Linked DNA regions of Homo sapiens: all the other regions are linked to region 1. A link is a contact called in ENCODE Hi-C or POLR2A ChIA-PET data. All regions are on one chromosome and are shown on one strand. Each heading gives the region's core, a stretch centred on a gene start or an enhancer-like site at or near the end of the contact. The rest is flanking DNA. Distances are from core to core; before and after follow the strand shown.

The links. A loop is a pair of places that touch in the nucleus more often than their neighbours do. ChIA-PET counts read pairs that join two places held with the same protein, here RNA polymerase II (POLR2A). Pooled maps may share reads with other maps.
Region 2: a map with no recorded cell type shows a loop between it and region 1 (7-fold over the local background). The contact joins two enhancer-like sites. A Hi-C loop is called at or near these places in 2 of 37 single-sample maps with no recorded cell type and 1 of 50 pooled maps. POLR2A ChIA-PET finds 5 or more read pairs at or near these places in 1 of 52 experiments (MCF 10A).
Region 3: a map of OCI-LY7 shows a loop between it and region 1 (2.1-fold over the local background). The contact joins two enhancer-like sites. A Hi-C loop is called at or near these places in 1 of 168 maps with a recorded cell type or tissue (OCI-LY7), 3 of 37 single-sample maps with no recorded cell type and 1 of 50 pooled maps.

The regions. Positions count from the first base shown.
Region 1 is chr2:160,702,499-160,705,795 of GRCh38, reverse strand. No RefSeq gene overlaps it. Among named protein-coding and RNA genes, the nearest start is that of RBMS1, 210 kb to the right of the region's middle. Within about 2 kb of position 1,500, at least 4 of the 41 ENCODE cell types and tissues checked have a DNase peak (open chromatin) inside an H3K27ac peak, as active enhancers do.
Region 2 is chr2:161,102,660-161,105,956 of GRCh38, reverse strand. The region is part of intron 2 of TANK-AS1 (TANK antisense RNA 1); the gene reads left to right. Among named protein-coding and RNA genes, the nearest start is that of TANK-AS1, 56 kb to the left of the region's middle. RefSeq lists a silencer at 1,423-1,492. Within about 2 kb of position 1,641, at least 2 of the 41 ENCODE cell types and tissues checked have a DNase peak (open chromatin) inside an H3K27ac peak, as active enhancers do.
Region 3 is chr2:161,062,289-161,065,585 of GRCh38, reverse strand. No RefSeq gene overlaps it. Among named protein-coding and RNA genes, the nearest start is that of TANK-AS1, 96 kb to the left of the region's middle. Within about 2 kb of position 1,770, at least 3 of the 41 ENCODE cell types and tissues checked have a DNase peak (open chromatin) inside an H3K27ac peak, as active enhancers do.

The sequences.
Region 1 (3,297 bases), core at 251-2,750:
GCCCTGGCTACACCCCAAAAGGGGACATCACAAGAAATTGTACCCTTTGAAATCTGAAGTACTTTCATCCCAGTGTCTCATCACTAACTGTGCCTACTTCATTGCTTTTTCAACCTCCTGAGCCCTCTCATCTCTTTTTTCCAGTCTATCAATGCTTCTTCTGCATACACACATAAATACACACACAAAGGAATGATGCTGGGTATTATATCCCTAGTGATGGACAAATAAACAAGGTGAAAATGATGACAATGATGACAATGATTCTGATAAACGCATACCAGTAAGTGATCAAGGGCCTCCCTGGAGTAAACCCCATCCCGCCGGGTGAGAACGTACTTCACCCCCTTTCCAAAATCAACAGAACCTGATCAAAGCAAAAGGATTTGTTATCCCTCAAGAAACCTCCTAGTAGCTGATGGCTTTGCCAGTGTTATTGTTCTAAGCCCAATCACTTCAGATAAAATTATGATGCCACATTCTGAGACCTAAAGTATTTCCCTTCTCTGCTAACTTTGTCTCCTTTTCTCCCTCACCCTCCCTTGAAAACCCCTTTCTTTCTTAGAGTTCCCCCCACCCTCTGTGTCTTCTTCATCTTGGCTGGGAACACATGCTGGTCCCTCTGAGGGAAATGTCCGTTTAGCAGCCCTTGTTTCTCCGTGTGTTTTTGGTCTCCGTAGGCTGCTCCTATAACTTCTCCATACCTGCTCTCTAGACAGCTGATACTTATCAGTAGTGAAAACCTGCCCCAATGTGATAAATATAATTTTTGTCTGCTTGGCAGCAGGTTACACACAAGGAAGTGCACAGAAAGTTGCTAAAAGGCACATATTCCCAGGGTTACCTGGCTAACAAGCAACGATAAGGGAAGAAGAGATCAAATGAATTGGATAAATGCAGTAAAGAGAGAGAGAAGAGCTCAATGTATGATAAATTGTCAAAGATGCAGGTTTTGAGAAAAATGGACCAACTTTATTAAAGAAGATTTTAAAAGTTGTTTAGATTTGGTAACTCTCATCTTTAAAAAAAATACATAAAAACAAAACATTTCTTGAATTTCCCGCTAAAAAGTTTAAATCATTACAGTTCTGTTTTGTTAATTTTTGCAATACTTAAACAAAAAATGGCATAAAAAGCCCCACCTTAAAAGACCGTGTTCAGAACTGTTTTCTTTGTCCCTCTCATGTTCATACCAGTTGGTGTCCTCTTTCTGCAGGGGCCTTATATCTGTTCTGAGCCACATCATTGTGTAAATGCTCTGAAGTATGAGGTAGGAGTGGCTCCCTGGCAGTGGTCTCTGTTTGCATGCCCACAGTGATTCTAGAAAACATCTGGGCCATATGGTGCTCAAGTCCCGGATGCCAATTTGGATGTACTGAAAGAAGAACTGAAACATAGAAGTAGAGATGCCAAGCAGAAACCAGGGTAAGAGCAGGCAAAGTTTCTTAGGTTCTTCTCTTGGTGGGGGGACCTCAAACCCTACCAGACCACCCAGCATTGCAAAAACCTTCCTGGCAGGGCTGCAATCTGGAAGTGCAATTCCACACCTCACCCTAACCCAGGTCTGAACTACCACCCAAGGGGCAGGGGTCAAAGCTTCCCATTCATACCCACGTTCTCTGATTTGCAATCTTACCCTCAGCCTCCGTGTTGTCATTCAATTCAGAGAAAGCCTTTCAACGAGGCCACAGAGGTCACGGAGACGACTCAAGCTCTTGCGAAGGCGGAGTTTCCCATTTCCTGACTTAACATCTGCCACTCAGTTTGAGGCTCTCTTTCTTCCTCTTAGCTTTAAAGAAGAAAAATTATTGAATAGCCCAGGGCTAGGGGTAGCAAAAAAATCTCATTACTTCTTCTCTGCTGTCTTCTCTCAGGATGCATTTCCTAGTCAATATTCTTGCAACAAATCATTTTTAATTTGAAAGTCACACTCCTCCATAAAAATGTACACAAATATTAGGAGGCTAGGCAGGGAATTGCTGTGCTCAGCATATTGTAAATACAAGAACTGTTTCCCTAATGCAAGAGGCATAAATTATCAATTTATCTTTCCATGGCTGTCTCATCTGGTTATAAATGATAGCAGAGTTTTAACTAAATATAAATATTGAAGTTCATTAAACAACTAAGATTTCATCCAAAAACAAAAACAAAACAGTAGAAAACTGGGGCTTATGTCGCATCTAAGCAAATGAAAGCAGGGTAAAAATTGGTTTAAGTTAAAGAAAATAATATTTAAATGTTGCTTGGAAGTTGATTTAAAAAACAAAGTAAACCTAAAGACTTGAATAAAGATGAAAATGACCTTTAAATTATTTTTACTTTATTGCAAATAGAATTAAAACTAGTTATTGGCCCGGCACGGTGGCTCACGCCTGTAATCCCAGCACTTTGGGAGACTGAGGCAGGCAGATCACCTGAGGTCAGGAGTTCGAGACCCACCTGGCTAACATGGTGAAAGCCCATTTCTGCTAAAAATATAGAAAAAAAAATTAGCTGAGCATGGTGGCATGCGCCTGTAATCCCAGCTACTCTGGAGGCTGAGGCAGGAGAATTGCTTAAACCTAGGAGGCAGAGGTTGCAGTGAGCTAAGATCACGACATTGCACTCCAGCTTGGGCAACAAGAGTGAAAAACTCCACCTCAAAAAAACTAGTTATTTACTTGCAAATAATTACTGAGATTCTATGAAGTTTAATTCTGCAAGTAATATTTGTATGTTGCTTATCATAGACTAAAGTAGGAAGAATGAAAGTTATTTTTGTGTTTTTCCATGGACTTAGAGAACACAGTCTGAGAGATACTCCACGAGTGAGTTCAAGTAAAGGAGGATCAGTGTTTTACATTTCTGAATATGAATGTGGGTGGAGTGTGTGTAAGTGTATGCATTTATGTGAGGGGTAGGTGTACATAAATAAAAACACTTTAAGATTTTATTTACTTCTGTAGAGTTTGAAGTTTTGAAATCAAGCATATATGTAGGCAAAATGAAAAAAATTAATATAACATCTCTGCAAATCATTTGAGAATTGAGAAGACATCTTAGTAATTATCTCTTCCTCCCCTAAATTTACCCATAAGCCAGTGAAGACCCAGAGGCAGCAAGCGGTTCTCATTCAATCTATGGTGTAGAATTCAGGCAGCCTCTTCATGATGCTATTTTCATGGTGCAGTCTTCTCAGGGCCTTCCTAGTTTTTGTTTGTTTCCACTTAACATTTTAATTTTTTTAATAAAAAACAAAGTATAAGAGCAGAACCAAGTAGAATCCATATGAAAGAAAACCCATTTCTGCATGAT
Region 2 (3,297 bases), core at 392-2,891, 400 kb before region 1:
TTCTATATTTTAATGGAAAAGGCACTGTTGTTTTCACTGTCCATTTCTTCTTGTTTCAGACTCATGGTTCAGGGGTTTACTTATTTAAGGCATGAAGATCTTCCTGATATTTAAGAGATATTCTTCCTCATTTTACCATGATTTAACTTTGCATGCTGAACCAAATATGGCAGAATCAAATAATGCATTTTGCACTATGTTTTCAAAGTTATTATTATTATTATTATTATTTTACTGAGTAGAATACCTATTTTGAACCTCTCGGTTCCATCCCCTATCATGATTGACTGTCAGGAAGCACCGTGGGGGCTGATGTTCAGAAAGCCCTTTCAGCTACATTTCATATGTTCCTTCTCAAAATATTCCTGTGCCTCAGTGTTCCTTAGCCAATATTTATGTGGCAGGGAAATGTGTCTTATCTCTTTTGTGTAGATGATTAAAGTGCTGCACAACCATAAGGTGGTTTCATTCTGCTGTTTTCTACCCTACACCTGTGACTTTGATAGGGAGCTGTTGATGGGCCTGGGAATAGCTTGCAGATGTGTATGTACCAGCAGTATGTTAGGATTCAGTCTGAAAACTAGCAAGTCTGCAGCCTTGGCATCCAGGGCTAGATGTTTCTCACATTTTTCTTTCCTACATTTCTTCCTGTTCAGCCCCTGGTTTTCCAGAATCGTGGTTAGGTTTATATTGGTTAAGGTTTCTGTTTGTTTGTTTCTTAAAGCTTCCTCTTGTAGTTTAAAATCCTGAAGATCCTCAGAGCTTGAGCCTTGACCTTAGGTTTGGAGAATGTGGGGTCTGTGCAGCTGTGATCCTACTTGAATAAGTTTGGGCAAGTCATGGGACAGGAGTCTCTGTTTCTTCATTTGTTATATGGGTTTATTATCACCTGACAAAAGGGTTTCTTTAAAGTTTCCATGAGATTATTTGTGAGCGAGTGCTTTGAAAGGTGTAAACTGTTGTACAATTTTGACCTGGTATAATAATGATTTTTTTTTGAGACAGAGTCTTGCTCTGTCGCCCAGGCTGGAGTGCAGTGGCATGATCTTGACTCACTTCAACCTCTGCCTCCCGGGTGCAAGTGATTCTTCTGCCTCAGCCTCCCGAGTAGCTGGGATTACAGGTGTGTGCCACCATGACCAGCTAATTTTTGTATTTTTAGTAGAGATGGGGTTTCAGCATCTTGGCCAGGCTGGTCTTGAACTCCTGACCTCATGATCCACCCGTCTCGGCCTCCCAAAGTGCTGGGATTACAGGCATGAGCCACTGCGCCCGGCCCGATAATGATGTATTTTTTAACCTATGGCTATTAAATTCCTGTGGGCAATTATGTGGGATGAATCTTTGCTATATTATAATAACCAGTGATTTCAGCTAATGCAGCCAAACATCTGGTCAAATCCACTGTAAAGCTATTTCAACTGAATTGGTTAATAGACCTGTATATAGAGAGAGTCCAAAATAGCCTCAAAATTTAACTTTGCTTTTAATAAAGAAGCTTCCTGTTTGTCTCATTAATGGCACCTGTCTGACTCACTTCTGAGCCAGATGTTATACTTCATCGTTTCATAATGTGTCATTTCTGCACACCGACTTTCTTTTCATAGTTTCTGAAGCAAAATCTATTTCATCCCATCACCAGGATATTGTTGGTGACAGCTGCAACACCCGAATAGGTAGCTTTAGCTTTCACATGGACATAGATATGGAAAATGTTCTCAGAATCGAGCCAGCAGGGAATGAAACATATGGCAGGCAGTGAAAGAAGTGAAGGCTCGTTTCTATAACAAACCCCTCTGAGTTTTGACAAGGCTCTCTGATATACTGTCAAACCACCCCAGGGCTGAGAGGCAGGTAACTCTTCTCTATCTCTAGTCTGAGCACTAAGACTTGCCTGAGGAAAGAACTTTCTTACATTGTTATCTAAAAACTGTGAGTTCTTCATGATTAGATATAATAAATAGTTTGTAACCCCTAGCTGCTCATCAGATTCACCTGCATAGATACTTAGAACTCTCCCCAACCCCCTCCCCCTGCATCCTTCAATATTTTAATTCAGTAGGTCAGGGATGGGGCTCAGGCATTTTTTTTTATTTTTTTATTTTATTATTATTTTTAGTTCTTCTGGTGTTTCTGACGTGCAAAAAGCTAGCCAGAAATGTATTAGAGAATCTAATTATCAAATGGACGGTTGTTCTAGAAGATGGACTTTAAAGACCTCTGCCAAAGCTGAGTGTGTAAAAGTAGATGAAGATAAATCTTCACTTGCAGGGGTCAAAGTCTGCAATGCATACAGGAACTAATAGGTAAGGTGAATGTGAAGTGTGAAGCGGCTTATACAATATAAGTAGTGATGGGGATTGTGGCAAACTGGAGAATGAAACTCTGTTGAAAGGCACGCCAGCTAACAAAATGTCACTGTGGACAGATTTGGCCTTTGTTCTCCTCTTTTACTTGAGTATAAAGTCTTCATGCCTGGAGTTTTCTTCAGTTTCTCCTGTGTGAAATACTCAGTGTTATTTTCCTTTTGAGATTTTAAAAATAATGTTAAAACATTAAATGTAAGAGGGGTATCTTGTAGACTGCTTTTCACAAAGGTAGAGGAGAGGAATATGATTAAAATGGATCCATTTCTATTTCTCATTTTATCCCCCAGCTTACCCCATCTGACTACATGGATAGCAAGTTTGAGTTGGATGAGGCTAAGCAGGGCATAGTGAACCTGACATTCAGTTTTTCTCAATTTCTTCTGCTCCTGGATTCACTCCTAATCCTGTAGGACAGTGGTAAGAAAGACATCAATAAAATAAGAGAACTATAAATGAATAGGAAGCACTTCAAGAAGATTTGAAGAACTATTTTAAAGTTAGAAGTATTTTAGGGGCATCTGCTGAAAATGTTGCCTAACTGTGATATTTCTTTTTTTCACTCTGGGGCAATGAAATTTTATGAGTCACTAAATACATATTTTGACATCTGGCTTCACTGCTTTTTTTTTTTTTTTCTGGAATGCTGTAAATTCTCATCATGAGAGTTTACTTCTTGTCAGTCTTTTGATACTATACTCTCAATCATTTTCTGGGTGATTTACAGATGGTGGTACCTAATTGCCTTAGGCCTTAGTTTCCTGTTAATTCCCTAGGCTATGGTAAGGCATAAGGCAAGGAATGAAAATGTTAAACTTTATGTGAAGGCAGGCTTAAATTTTGACCTTCCCTAACTATGCAACTTTTATCTTTGTGCTTGTTTCATTTGTTAATGTAAATTCTTATATTTAGCATTATTTAGACATGATTT
Region 3 (3,297 bases), core at 521-3,020, 360 kb before region 1:
TAGTCTATTTCCATGGACCAATGTTATTACTTTCATGGGCATTTTTCTAAAGTTTCTTTATGTTTATAAAGCATATTATGTTATTTTTAGATAATAGGTATATTACTATTAGATAATAGATAGTAATAGATATATTAGGCTGGGTTTGGTGGCTCATGCCTGTAATCCCAGCACTTTGGGAGGCCGAGGCAGGCAGATCACCTGAGGTCAGGAGTTCGAGAGCAGCCTGGCCAACTTGGTGAAACCCCGTCTCTACTAAAAAATACGAAAATTAGCTGAGTGTGGTGGTGCGTGCGTATAATCCTAGCTTTTAGGGAGGCTGAGGCACAAGAATCGCTTGAACCTAGGAGGTGGATGTTGCAGTGAGCCGAGATTGCACAACTGCACTCCAGCCTGGGCGACAGAATGAGACTCTGTCAAAAAAAAAAAAAAATGTTATCCTCTCTCCGCTGTAACTAAAAAGTACCATATTATGCATATGGTTCCATACCTTTATTTTTTTCTCCAAATAATTTATCTTGGAAATGCTCTGCATTGGTAGTATATGTATTTGTGATGTGGTTAATTTGTTAAATTGTACTTTCTAGGAAGTGTGTCAATTTATACTTAGAGTAGAAATGTTATGAGTGCCTGTTTCTTCATAACTTTGCCAAGAGGGTGTGAACAAAGTTTTAAATTTTGCCAGGCTGAAAGGTAAATATAATATTTTGATGTCAGTTTAGTTTTCATAGCTCTAATTTTGGGTGAAGTCAACCATCTTTCCTGTGTTTAAAACCATTTTTTAAAAAATGTGTGAATCATCTAATAACATTCTTTGCAATACTGAGTTGTTGATTTTTCTTATTGATTTCTAGGAACTATTTATTTATTATAAAGAGTCTCTGATATGAGGTTACAGATGTTCCCATTTGACATCAGTGATATTAAATATTACATAATTAAAATTTTATTTTTAGAATTTGCTAGCATGATGAATTGACATTGCTGAAAAAGATTACTTGACATAATCACACTATTTATTGTCTCATATTAAAAACAAATAGGATACTTACAAAATAATTACATCTACAGATGGAACTACAGCACCCCATTTTACATTTATTTGCATTGAGACCAGTAAACTGTTCAGAGAACTAGCTGCTTGTGCTGGGGTAGAAATAATTTTGCCATTTATTTTACCAATGGTCCCTAATAAACAAATGACAAATCTAGAACGTCCAAATTTCTAAGTTTGCCCTTATGATCAACTGCCAATTGAACAAGAAACTTAACAAGGTTATGTTCATAACTTGGCAAAGTGTCTAGCATATAGGGCTTGAAAAACGTTTATTTATTATAGAGATAATATACTGAACTGCCTTTCTACCTTATTGTGCCTCAATGTAGTTACTAGAGTAGAAAAGATTTCCACTCTTGGCTGCCATTCACAGGGCTCAGCTAAGAAGTTCCCTCCCTAGCTTACATTGAACTATATGAAATTGCTGCTTTATTGGTCAAAAATGGTTGACTGTTGGCACTTTCATACGGTTCAATCTATATCTGAAAGCCTGATGCAGTTAGAGAGGATTCAGCTGTCACAGCAAAAAGCTAAAAATTTTCAATACTGGGTGGACTGGAGTTCCTAGTCTCCTCACATGTCTATGTGGGAAGTGGGGTGTCACAGCTCTCTTGCTGGAAGCGAGGACTGCAGTATTCAGCAAACACCACAAGAGGGGGCATTTCTCTTGGAAATGTGAAGACTGATGAATGCTTTTCAGACTAAGAACCGGTACAGTCAGTCTGGGGGGTGTGCCAACAGGCTAGCAATAAACATCGAGTTGGGAAGAAGAGGGGCCAGTGATTACATGTTAAGCCATTGTCTGTCTCAGAGGGAAAGTCAACAGCTTTCTGTCTGGCAGCCTTAAAGCTAGTAATGCTGAGAACAGGCAAGCCAAAGTGAAGGGAGATCATAGCAATTGTGATTTTTGCAGCCAGAATCAAAACATCAAAAGTGACAAGTAGAAAGGGCTGAAGGTGCGCCTCTTACATATTTGAAAATGTCAGCTTCTTGGGAAAATTCGAGATGATGTAAGAGCTCTGCTGCATTTGCCGGTTGAATGGCATATTCCTGTTGGAAGTTCTGGCTGCCTTGCTAAAAATGCAGTGCACTCTAGCAATCGGCCCTGTGCACAGATGTTACACAGCCTTTACATTAAGCAGATAATGCAGAAAATATTTTCCTTTGTATTGGCACAGCTGTTACCATCTTCAACTCAAAGACTGTGCAGCTCTTGATTAATAGGAGATTTGTCTTTTGTTTGGCTATGAAAGTTAGCTCTAAATGAGAGACTTGGCTGCTCTTTCGCTTGTGTAACACCACATGGTAAATGAGTGCAGAGCAAGGGAGGTCCAGACTTCTGGGGCTGGCTTGTACAATCAGTCTCCCATTGACCAAGAAACTCTGCAACAGCCAAGCCCCCTATATGAGAACATTAAGTGGCCCTAAAGAAATTGCTCAACTAGAGGGGTTCTTATTAGAAAATTAAGGAAGAAAAAGGACAATATGACAAATTACGATATACTCTCATAACATTGAATTTAGCAGTCCCAGCCTTTTTTCATTGCCCAGCATCCTAGGTCAATTAGAATTCAGTGATTCTTGGATTCAGTTAGTGAATTGTTATAATTTGACTCTGAGATAATAAACAGGTAATTATTTCTCTTCTGTACTCCCCTCTCCCCACCCCAAATCCTCCAAAACATTTAAGCTAACTGGGGTGTTTTGCTATGGTGGTTTGTTGGAATTCTTTCTCCTCCACATCCAAAATAAACCATCATGTTTTTACTTGTTTTTCTGAGAAAGCAACACAGATGTTACGTTAAAAAATGTGAGCTTTAGCTTGTTATTGTGTATAAGCATGAAAATGGCTGTCTTATACATTGTAGCAAGTGTAAGCTGTCCTATCTCATGCTGAAAGGAAGCAACTTACCAGTAATGCTGGTGCCAGATTAAGATTCTCAGTGCATCACAAATGAATTACCATGTCTGTTATTTTAAAGGAGAAAAGAAAATGGCAAAAAAAAAAAAAAAAAAAAAAACCCACAAGAAACAAACAAAACCAACCAAAGCCAAGAAATATAAGAAGGGGGACATTGGGCCAGACTTTGCTAAAAGGTACATAACTCACTTTAGATTATCAGCTGGATAGATTATCCTGTTTCATTTCTAAAACAGATTTTGCAAGTGAGTAGTGAACAAGGAATCGTTGATTGCTCTTTTGGCTGTTTGAGTTCTTATGGCCCAGAGATGAGAATATT